2 separate regions of the Homo sapiens genome follow, and region 2 is linked to region 1. A link is a loop called in an ENCODE intact Hi-C map of the cell type or tissue named here. Cell type or tissue: heart left ventricle. All regions are shown on one strand. Region 1 overlaps CENPP (centromere protein P). Region 2 holds the start of ECM2 (extracellular matrix protein 2).

Region 1 (5,000 bases):
ATCCACGTCAAATACAGTCATTTATAAAACTCGACTGCTGTTGAGATGTGCTGACCGTAGGCCTAATGATCTCAAGCCCACTCTGTCTTGAGTTGTATTGTATATAACTAACGTACCCCTGTTCACAGCTTTTCCATCTTCTCTCCCCACCTGTACATGTGTGCCAATGAGACCCATCCTTTCTATTTCAAGTTATCAGTGACCGTGACCTTGGCTAAAAGAATGGAGCATTATTAACTTCCACAAAAGAACCTTTGCACACAGTCCCACAAAAGTCCTCCAGAAACATGCACTGAATGCCTGACCTCTTCCTAATGTCAGCGTTTCTACCTTTGACTTTATTTTACAAACTAAAGGGAGTAAGGTACACTTTTTTTACTGAAAGCATCTAATTTAAACCCCTTTTTGCTCACAAGGAGAGGTGAGGAGAGGCCCAGGGAGGCAGAGAGCTGCTCCATCTGCTCCCTTGTGCTTGGAGGCTGAACCTCGGGCCCCACGTTGGAGCTGGCCCAGGCCCCAGCCGTCCCAATGAGTCCCAAGTGCTGCCGCTGAGCCAGCCTGGAAGCTGAGCTGCCACGTTCACAGGCTCTCCCTTACGGTCCTCATGCAGTTGTGATTAATTTGGAAGAGCCTGCGGCTTAAAAATCAACCAACACTTTCCACTTAAATCACTTAGGTATACATTTTCTTATGGAAACTGTTGTGCTGAAGTTAGTAATTGTAAGCTTCCGCCAGGCCCCTCTCAGCCTCTGGCAGGTGCAGCTGGTGCTGCGATGCACCCTTGCCATGCTGGGCCCACATGCACAGGGTGAGGGCCTCCCACACTGGCAAGAGCTCAGCGATGCAGGGGCTGCTTCCTTTAAAAGCTTTGTCATGCCATTGTCCCCACACAACCTCATTCAGCAGAGCTGATCTGGTTCAATCCGGCAAGTCTCTGGAGCAGCAGGAAGGCCCTGTCACTGCAGTTCCAGCCTGCTCCCTTGCCTTGTGTCCTCTGACTAGCTGTCAGGCCAGATGCTTCTCAGGGAAAACGTCCCCTCACTATCCTTCCCTAAGGCCTGGGGAGGCCACAGTGCTTTTTAATCATGGCAGGGCTTGCATGAGACTTAAGCAGCACCCCCAGGCTTCTATATCAGTCGCTGTGAGAGGACAGAAAGGAAAGCACGTCTCTCAGAGACTAGCCCTAGGAGCTCGACATCTCAGGCGGAGCCTACCGTGAAAGTCTCCTGTCACCCCTGACCCTGCAATCTGTTCTCACAAGAGCAGACAAAAAGACATTTTTGTGTGTGTGTGTTTTTGTTTTTGAGATGGAGTTTCACTCTTGTCGCCCAGGCTGGATGGAGTGCAGTGGCACGATCTCGGCTCACTGCAGCCTCCGCCTCCTGGGTTCAAGGGGTTCTCCTGCCTCAGCCTCCCGAGTAGCTGGGATTACAGGCACCCACCACCACGCCCAGCTAATTTTTTTTAGTAGAGACGGGCTTTCACCATGTTTGCCAGGCTGGTCTTGAACTCCTGACCTCAGGTGGTCTGCCCTCCTTGGCCTACCCAAAATGCTGAGATTACAGGCGTGAGCCACCCACCGCACCCAGCCAAAAACACAAGTGTTTGTTTGTTTGTTTGTTTTGAGACGGAGTCTTGCTCTGTCGCCCAGGCTGGAGTGCAGTGGTGCGATCTCAGCTCACTGCAACCTCTGCCTCACAGGTTTAAGCGATTCTTCTGCCTCAGCCTCCTGAGTGGCTGGGACTACTGGCACGTGCCGCCAGGCCCGGCTACTTTTTGTATTTTTACTAGAGACAGGGTTTCACTGTGTTGGCCAGGATGGTCTCAATCTCTTGACCTCGTGATCCACCCACCTCGGCCTCCTAAAGTGCTGGGATTACAGGCATGAGCCACTGCACCTGGCCCAAAAAGACAAGTTTTTAAGAACTGAGAGAACAGGGCCACCATTACTCTTATCAGTTTTGAATATGTATCATCTGTTCAGGTTCCAGTAAGCAAACTGTGTTGTGGTTTGATGATCTAAATTCGCGGGTCGGTTCTGGGATAGCTAGAGGCTACCAGGTCCTGCTGTAACAGAAACAGCAGACGTGTCCAGAATTTTCATAGCGCATGGGGGAAACCAGACTCTCCCAGAACCGCAAGCCTAGAAATCTGTGAGATTCCACTTGATTTCCCTGCTTTTGGGAGGAGGCTTTTGACCATAAAATGCCGTCTCATCATGAAGCTGACTTTCACCAAGGTAGGCCCTTTCCCTTACTGCAGTGGGAGCCGCACCACCACTGGGCACAGTGAGGATACCAGGGTGGGCTCCTGCCCATGCCCAGGACGGTGTGTGGGCTGGACACCACTGGGGTGAGTCCTGAGGACGGACAGGCGAGGGGCGTCCAGGCTCGGCCACAGCCCTCACGGAGCCTCAGCTCAAAGGGCTTTTCAGGTCAGATGCTAAAACCGTGAGAAAACAGCTGCTTTCCAGCAAAGAGCCTGACGCATCCGCTTGGGGAATCCTCTGACCAGTCCTCTCCAGACCGTCTGGGTTGTGACAGACAAGGGCAGACCAAGGAGCCATCCCAGATGGAAAGGGTGTGGGGAAACCTGTGAAATGAGAATACAGCTGTAGGGAGGTTATGTACAATGTTCATGATGGGGAAGCAGCAGTCATGGGAGCCTGGAGGCTGTGGAGAGACCTACAGTGGGGCGGACGTGTGTGACAGCAAGGGCAAGAGGGGCGGTTGGCACCCATGGATGCTGCGCAAACACTCGGACCCTGATTTTCGCCAGACACCTGGAACGGTGCCCCGTGCCCCTCCCATGGCCCCTTTCTCCCCACCAGTGGATCTGTCTACCCGTTTCTTCTCCCCATGCAGGAAAAGTACCCAGATGCCGTGTACCTCTCGGAGGGGCCCTCCTCCTGCTCCATGGGGATCCGCAGCGCCAGCCGGCCAGGGTGAGCCTGCACAGGCCATGGGGCCTCCCATTTCCTGTTCAAACAAGGATTCCAAGTAGGAGACCACCTAAGTAGGATTCTAAGTAGTAAACTACCTAACCAAGAACTAAAGGTCGTCGGTTGGAGGAATCAGTGGTCCCAGCAGATATGCCCAGTATGGGGGTGCGGGGAGCTGGAGCTCTGGAGGATGTGCTGGGCCGCAGGGGGAAAACGCCAGTCCTGGGGCCCACCCCAGGACTTATGGGGTCAAGGAAGGGAGGCTGGGAGAAAGTGGAGATGCTTGTGGATCTGCTGTTACTTCAGAAATCGAAGGGAGGAAGCCAGGGGTGAGTGGAAAACCCCAAAGCAATGAGAAGAAACAGGACAGGCTTAGTGCCCTGATAGCACAGCTGATCCCTCCACCAGCCCCGGCGCCACCCTGGCCCGTGCCGTGTTCTCCATCCTCTTCCCTTGGCTGTGCATGTGTGGACATGTATCCATCTGGGTGTGCTTTTATGACCTGTGTGTGAATGCCTCAACTCAACTGGTTTCCAAGCTTTAAAATCATGTGGTCCTTATGCAGGCTTCTGGGACTTGCCTTTGTCACCGTTCACCTCCTCCAGGGTCATGAGCAGCTGCAGTGCAGTTTCACTGCTCATCCTCCCGGAGGGGATCATACACAGCGTCTTGCTGCGCTCTTCAGCTCTGGAGCACGTGGCTTCTTTGTTCTGGCTCACACCTCCTGGCACACAGTACATAAGCTTCTCCTGGGCTCAACTGCCTAGAAATGAAATTCCTGTGTCATGCATGGATGCATGTTCAGCTTACTGTCAGTGCCAGATTATTTCCAAAGTGGCTTGTCCATGTCTGCTCCCACCAGTAATTTTGAAGTTTCTGTTGCTCCATGTTCTGTACTTCGCTGGTATTGGCCTACTAATGTTTGCCAATGCAGTGGGGACAGAGCAGCACCTTCCTGTGATCCTGGTTCCATTTGCCTGTGCTACTGACTGTGCCTCTTCTTGGCTGTGGATTGGGGTTTCTAGCAGGGGAGCCCAGCATGGGGAAATGGAGACCAGGTGCGACTCATGGTTGCTAATCTTTTCGCCAGATTTCAAAAAGCACATAACGACATGTTTTACTGCTTTTTCAGGTTTGAATTAGTCATTGTTTGGAGGATACAAATAGATGAAGATGGGAAGGTTTTTCCAAAGCTGGATCTTCTCACCAAAGTCCCACAGCGAGGTAGGGCCCTGGGTGTGGCTGCTCTAGGTGACTTCTCAACATGCCCAGCAAAGCCGCCTGCCTGTTTCCTCTGGGTTTCAAAGGGCAAGAATCAAAAATTGGAAATCTCATTAATGTACTTTGTCTATCAATTTTTAAATATTTTTATCAATAATCACTCAAAAAGAACATGAAAAGGGATTGCTGCCCCAAGGCCCTCCCAGGCTGAATGCACAGGGAATATGCCTCCAGCCGTAGGTGAGGCCTCCACTCACTCCATCTCCTCGCCCGCCACTAGCATGTCCCATCCCATGCAGCTAGTCGGGAGGAGTGCGGGGTCTTGGTGAGGTCCATGCCAGCAGAAAACAAAAGACCAAAAGCTGCCACCTTGAAGTTTCTTACCCGGTTTAATGTTTTCTTTATAGCCCTGGAGCTGGACAAGAACAGAGCCATAGAAACTGCTCCTCTCAGCTTCCGAACCCTGGTAGGACTGCTTGGAATCGAAGCTGCTCTGGAAAGCCTGATAAAATCGCTTTGTGCAGAGGAGAACAACTAGTTCCAAAACAGTGAACGTGGAGGATGAAGATGCTGCGTGGAGGAACATGCAATTTTATTCAATATAAACATTTGCTATTTTCTGCTTAGAAACCACACCCTGAAGACGTGCTGTCTATGCAGTTATGGCACATTATATGGAAACTCTCATGACATGAAAAATAAATACAACTAGTTAAGTATAAAATGCCAAATAAAAGTGACACGTACAATGTGGTTTATAAAAATAAGCTTAACATCTGAGAAAATGTACCAAGTGGTTGTGTGTCCTCAGATGTGTGGGGAGGATCCATCCCCCACC
Region 2 (5,000 bases), 73 kb before region 1:
TTGACTCACTTTTACTTACCCAGAAATCTAAATAGATAGGCACAGAAATAAACTTACAGAGCTATTTGAATTTTGACAAAATCAGTATCTAAACAGTCTCACTACAGTGTTTAAATACATTTTAGGAAATGGTCTCTCAATACTAATTTTACTATTAATGCTTAGGCCCTCATTATTTTCATTGATATACAGAATTTTGCTTTGCACTTAATATTTGCTTTCATAAACAACTTCGTAATTGAGTGTTTGCCTCCTAGAGGTAAATTTTCTGGGATTCCAATCATAGTATCATTTTTATCAAGTAATTTTTTTCCTTCTAGCACTTACTGTGTTTATCCCAACATTAAATATTATTTATAAACCTTGATTAACTTATTTTTCTTCATTTAAAATTTCTTACCAGTTATCTTAAGTAAACTTTAAAAATATTAATTTAGAATTTTAAAATTCTACATGAAGTCATGAGATGTCTATTATCTATTTTCACTTCATTCAACAGATTTAAAATGAAAAATATTTTGAATTATTTATGTTCTTTTAGGACTTAAAAATTAATAATATTTTCAAACCAATTTATACTTCTATTGAACACATAATTCCACCTAAACATATAAAAATAATTTAATACTAAGTATACAAGGTCTGAAATACTTGGGAAGTACATCGTGAAAAAAACAAACAGAATAATGCATACTTTGAACTTTAAAAATCTATTAGTAACGAGCTAATTTACTCAAGAGTTAAACAGTTGTGAAATAAAATACCCAAATATTAAAACCATTCCACATGCTAAGTAGAAACTTAAAATTTAAAACTTTTTTACCTGGAGATCTAAACTAAGTAGGCTTTGCTTGGTGTCATTTAAGTCTCCAGCTGAAAATGAAACAAAATCAGAGCTTTCTTTAAAAACAAAGAAAGGACAGAAGGGAATGTTGAAAAGTATTTGCTGAACTTCTTAGTAAAATCTAAAATAACTGCCTCCCTTGGGGATAAATGCCTTTCAGTTCTTTGTGCAGAAAATCAGCCAAGAAAGTAACCAGGGAAAATGGTTACCAAGGGAAATATTTTTTTTAATCATAAGAAAAGTAGAAAACAGCAGTGGGTGTGGGGGAAGAGCATTTTGTTTGCAGGCTGAAAAGGCAGAGTTGGAAACACAAAAATGAGCTTGATTAAGAAATCTGTGGTTTTCATAGACTATTCGCATTAAAAATGTTAAAGTTTATACTAGCCAGGATGATGTCACTTGAGCTTTATCAGATTATAGGGATGATATTCTCGTCAGCTAAAGGCTGTGTATATCTGGAATCTATTTTAAATTGGATTAATAATATTTAACTCATCTGCCCACCCACCTCGATCTCACACACAATACTAACAAAACGACAACAACAAAAAAATGGTTACGTATTAATATCAGTGGAAATTATGTAACTTCTAACCATGAAATAATAGAAAGAAAATGTGAAAGGGAGCTGTGTGGCTCCTAATTACCTGTTACGCTGGCAAATTAGTTGTGTACTTTGGCCTCAGTTTCTTTATCTGCAAATGAGAAGTTAGAGACAGATCAGGATTCCAAGCGCAACCCTGCTGTTTATGAGGGACCTTGAGTAAGTTACTTAATGTTTCTGACCAAAGTTCACTCTTCTGTAAAACTAGGGTGATACCTTTCAAATTTTTCTGAAAATAAAAGGAATAACAGATATGAAGGTCCTAACTCAGTGCCTATCCTAGACTAGGTAATTTTAGAACTATTTTTTAAATTTTTTTTTTTTTTTTGAGACGGGAGTTTTTGCTCTGTTGCCCAGGCTAGAGTGCAATGTCGTGATCTCAGCACACTGAAACCTCCGCCTCCCAGGTTCAAGGGATTCTCCTGCCTCAGCTTCCCGAGTAGGTGGGCTTAAAGGCGCCTGCCACCATGCCAGATTAATTTTTGTATTTTTTTTTTTAGTAGAGATGGGGTTTCACCATGTTGGCCAGGCTGGTCTCGAACTCTTGACCTCATGTGATCCACCCACCTCGGCCTTCCAAAGTGCTGGGATTACAGGCATGAGCCACCGCACCTGGCCTGAAATTCTTATATCGTTATTTCAGGGGTCCAAATCATTTGGCAAAGAGGAGCTAAATATTTGTTTAAATGACGTGGTTAGACTGAATCAGGATTTTGTAAAATGACCTAGATAGACTGAATCAAGATAAGGGACTAAATACATAAGCCACTCAACTTCCTAAAAATAAGGAAAATGATATCTATTTTTAAAAATGTAAAACTAGCTGAGTGCAGTGGCTCACACCTGTAATCCCAGCACTTTGGGAGGCAGAGACAGGTGGATCACCTGAGGTTAGGAGTTTGAGACCAGCCTGGCCAACATGTGAAACCCCGTCTCTACTAACAGTACAAAAATTAGCCGAGTATGGTAGCACATGCCTGTAGTCCCAGCTACTCAGGAGGCTGAGGTAGGAGAATCACTTGAACCTAGGAGGCGGAGGTTGCAGTGAGCCAAGATTGTGCCATTGCACTCCAGCCTGGGCAACAGAGCGAGACTACATCTCAAAAAAGAAAAGAAAAGAAAAGAAAAAGATGAGTACAAATGAGCAAACACCATTAAACAGGCAGTTCATAGAAGAGGAAATGTCAGTGGTCAATAAAACAGAAGAGGAAGATTTCTCAATCTCAGTAACAGTCAAGAAAAGTAAATTAAAACAGGAAGGTTATTTTTTCACTACCATAGTGAGATGTTGCTGACAAAACTTTGGGGGTAGAAAAATTACCCAAATAATGCCAATGCTCAATCAAGCTTGAAGACCACTGCTAATCAAAAATCATGGCCTGATTTGAAATACATACATTGTTTTTTGGGGGAAAAAAATGTTGATGATATGCTGTGTTGGCCAGTGTGTAGGGAAAACAGAAACTCTCCTCTTCCTTGAGGACAGCTGAACAGTAGCTATGCTGTCTGTCCTACCATTTCACCTCTAGGAACCCATTGTAGAAACACCTCTTTCTGTACAAAAGTGTGCCTTCAAGGAAGTACTCTGAAGTACTGTAACCATGGATTAGAAAAAAAGTTAACCCAGTTGTGTATAGATAGAGAACAAAGTGGGCTTACCATAAAGCTATTTGGAGAAACAGAAGTAACTCCATTAATACCACCATGCATAGTTGTCCATGCTATACCAGGAATAAAGAGATTTTCAAAACTGTACATGTATTATGATCTTACCTTCTTTTGATGTATGTAATTTAGCATTTTACTAGAGAACAAATTGGAAGGAATAAACAACAAAATATTAACAGTAATTACAGCGAGACTTTTACTATGTTCTTTTATATTTTTATCATGTTTTGAGCTTTGTATAATCAGATAAGAATAACTTAAAAAGAATACAAACAATCAAAAAAGAAGTAACTCTTAAAGTAACAGCACTGAGGAATACCAGTAATTACCACGATGAGATTGAGAAGGTTGCAGAAAACCAAATTTTATAATTTCTGAGGTTCCTGCTCTAAAATTTTGTGGTTTAATGGACTGTTACATGAGTCCTTTTGCAGAAACTATTTTAACCACACTAGCACATGGAAAATGCTGGTATTATGGTTTCTCCTACCCCCTTTATTATTGCAGACATGATTATGTCCCAAAACTTGGTTCTGACAACACTCTGCAGGAATGTGGTATTGGTCACCAAACAACATGAGCAGAGTGAGCATTACCCGTGCCACAGGGCCATCTGCCTATGAAGATTTAGACTCTAGGACATTTCTTTCAGGTGATATTTAAGTAAAATCACCTTTTCAGTATTTTTCCTGATTGTCTAGAGTACCAATAAATTGGGGTTTTTTTTAAGGATGCAATTGTCTACCATATGACAGCTTTGTAGATATTAATACCCAAATAAAGGTAAATTTTGGAAATTTTAAGTAGGGCCATACTCAGAAATTAGTTTTACCTTGTTCAGCCCGAATAAGGAGGCTTAAAGCTGTGCCTACAACCCCTGCCCACGCACTGAATATTAGGTACAATGTTCCGGTATCTTTATGGTTAGTTGAGAATAGTCAACGGTTGGCCAACGTAAGTGGAGTAGGGCGAGGTAAAATGGCTGAGTAAAGCATTAGACTGTAAATCTAAGGACAGAGGCTAAACCTCTTTTTACCAGCCCGGAGGTGACTTTCATGTTGAATTGCAAATTCAAAGAAGCAGCTTCAATCCTGCCAGGTTTCTCCCGCCTTCCCCCGCTCCCCCACCCCCCACCCCAACCCACTGCCTGTGGAAGAAGTAGATTGAAGCCAGTTGATTAGGGTATTTAGCTGTTAACTACATTTTTATGGGTTTGAGTCCCATTTATCTAGTAAGGGCTCAGCTTAATTAAAGTGATTGATTTGCGTTCAGTTGATGCAGAGTAGAGTTTTGCAGTCCTTGGGTTTGCAGAAATTAAGTATAGCCTACTTACTAAGGGCTTTGAAGGCTCTTGGTCTTGTTTAACCTAAATTTCTGGAAGATAAGCAGGGTTAGTGGCTAGATTGGTAGGAGGAAGATGGAGAGGATGCTAAGTGAGGGGAGGAGTAGTATGGACTTTGTTCTAGGACTGACCTCTTGGCCCATAGTTCAAATGCCTTTTAAGCTATACTAAAGTGTTACAGTTGCTTCATTTACTTTAGCTGAACTTACTTTCCCAATGGAATATTACATTTAAGTGGAGTAATGATATATAAGTATCCCACAACTCATTCAACCATTCCCCTATTGATGGACATTTGGGTTGTTTCCCCTTTCCCCCCTCAAATAGAATGGGCTTTTTGAGTTTGTGTACGCATTTCCAGGTTGCTTTCCAAAAAGGTTATAGTAAATAATGTATACTTTCACCAGAAATATATAAAATGCCCATTTCCCTGCCACTTTATTTTTTAAACAGTTTTCACATTTTTGAATGGGTAATACATATAAGTGGCATAAATTTTTAAAGTGCACAGTTAAAATTTCAGTTTTCTATATCCAATACTG

What was found. A loop is a pair of places that touch in the nucleus more often than their neighbours do. Peaks named below come from ENCODE experiments on the same cell type or tissue, not always from the same donor. Only the 100,000 strongest peaks of a DNase experiment are listed, where the experiment ranks them.
Region 2: a loop joins it to region 1, with 2.9 times the contacts of the local background. A loop is called at or near these places in 9 of 110 quality-filtered maps.

The regions. Positions count from the first base shown.
Region 1 is chr9:92,608,450-92,613,449 of GRCh38, forward strand. It overlaps CENPP (centromere protein P), which reads left to right. Exons shown (of 8, transcript NM_001012267.3): 6 at 2,865-2,944; 7 at 4,074-4,165; 8 at 4,570-5,000. The coding sequence ends at 4,700. IPPK (inositol-pentakisphosphate 2-kinase) reads right to left here. Exons shown (of 13, transcript NM_022755.6): 13 at 4,734-5,000. Among named protein-coding and RNA genes, the nearest start is that of IPPK, 59 kb to the right of the region's middle. In heart left ventricle, no CTCF peak of the experiment used is centred here; DNase peaks (open chromatin) are centred at 532, 2,450 and 2,760; H3K4me3 peaks cover 432 bases; H3K27ac peaks cover 4,009 bases.
Region 2 is chr9:92,535,110-92,540,109 of GRCh38, forward strand. The region is part of intron 5 of CENPP (centromere protein P); the gene reads left to right. ECM2 (extracellular matrix protein 2) reads right to left here and starts at 881. Exons shown (of 10, transcript NM_001393.4): 1 at 824-881. RefSeq lists a silencer at 4,158-4,452. In heart left ventricle, no CTCF peak of the experiment used is centred here; no DNase peak of the experiment used is centred here; H3K4me3 peaks cover 1,756 bases; H3K27ac peaks cover 3,074 bases.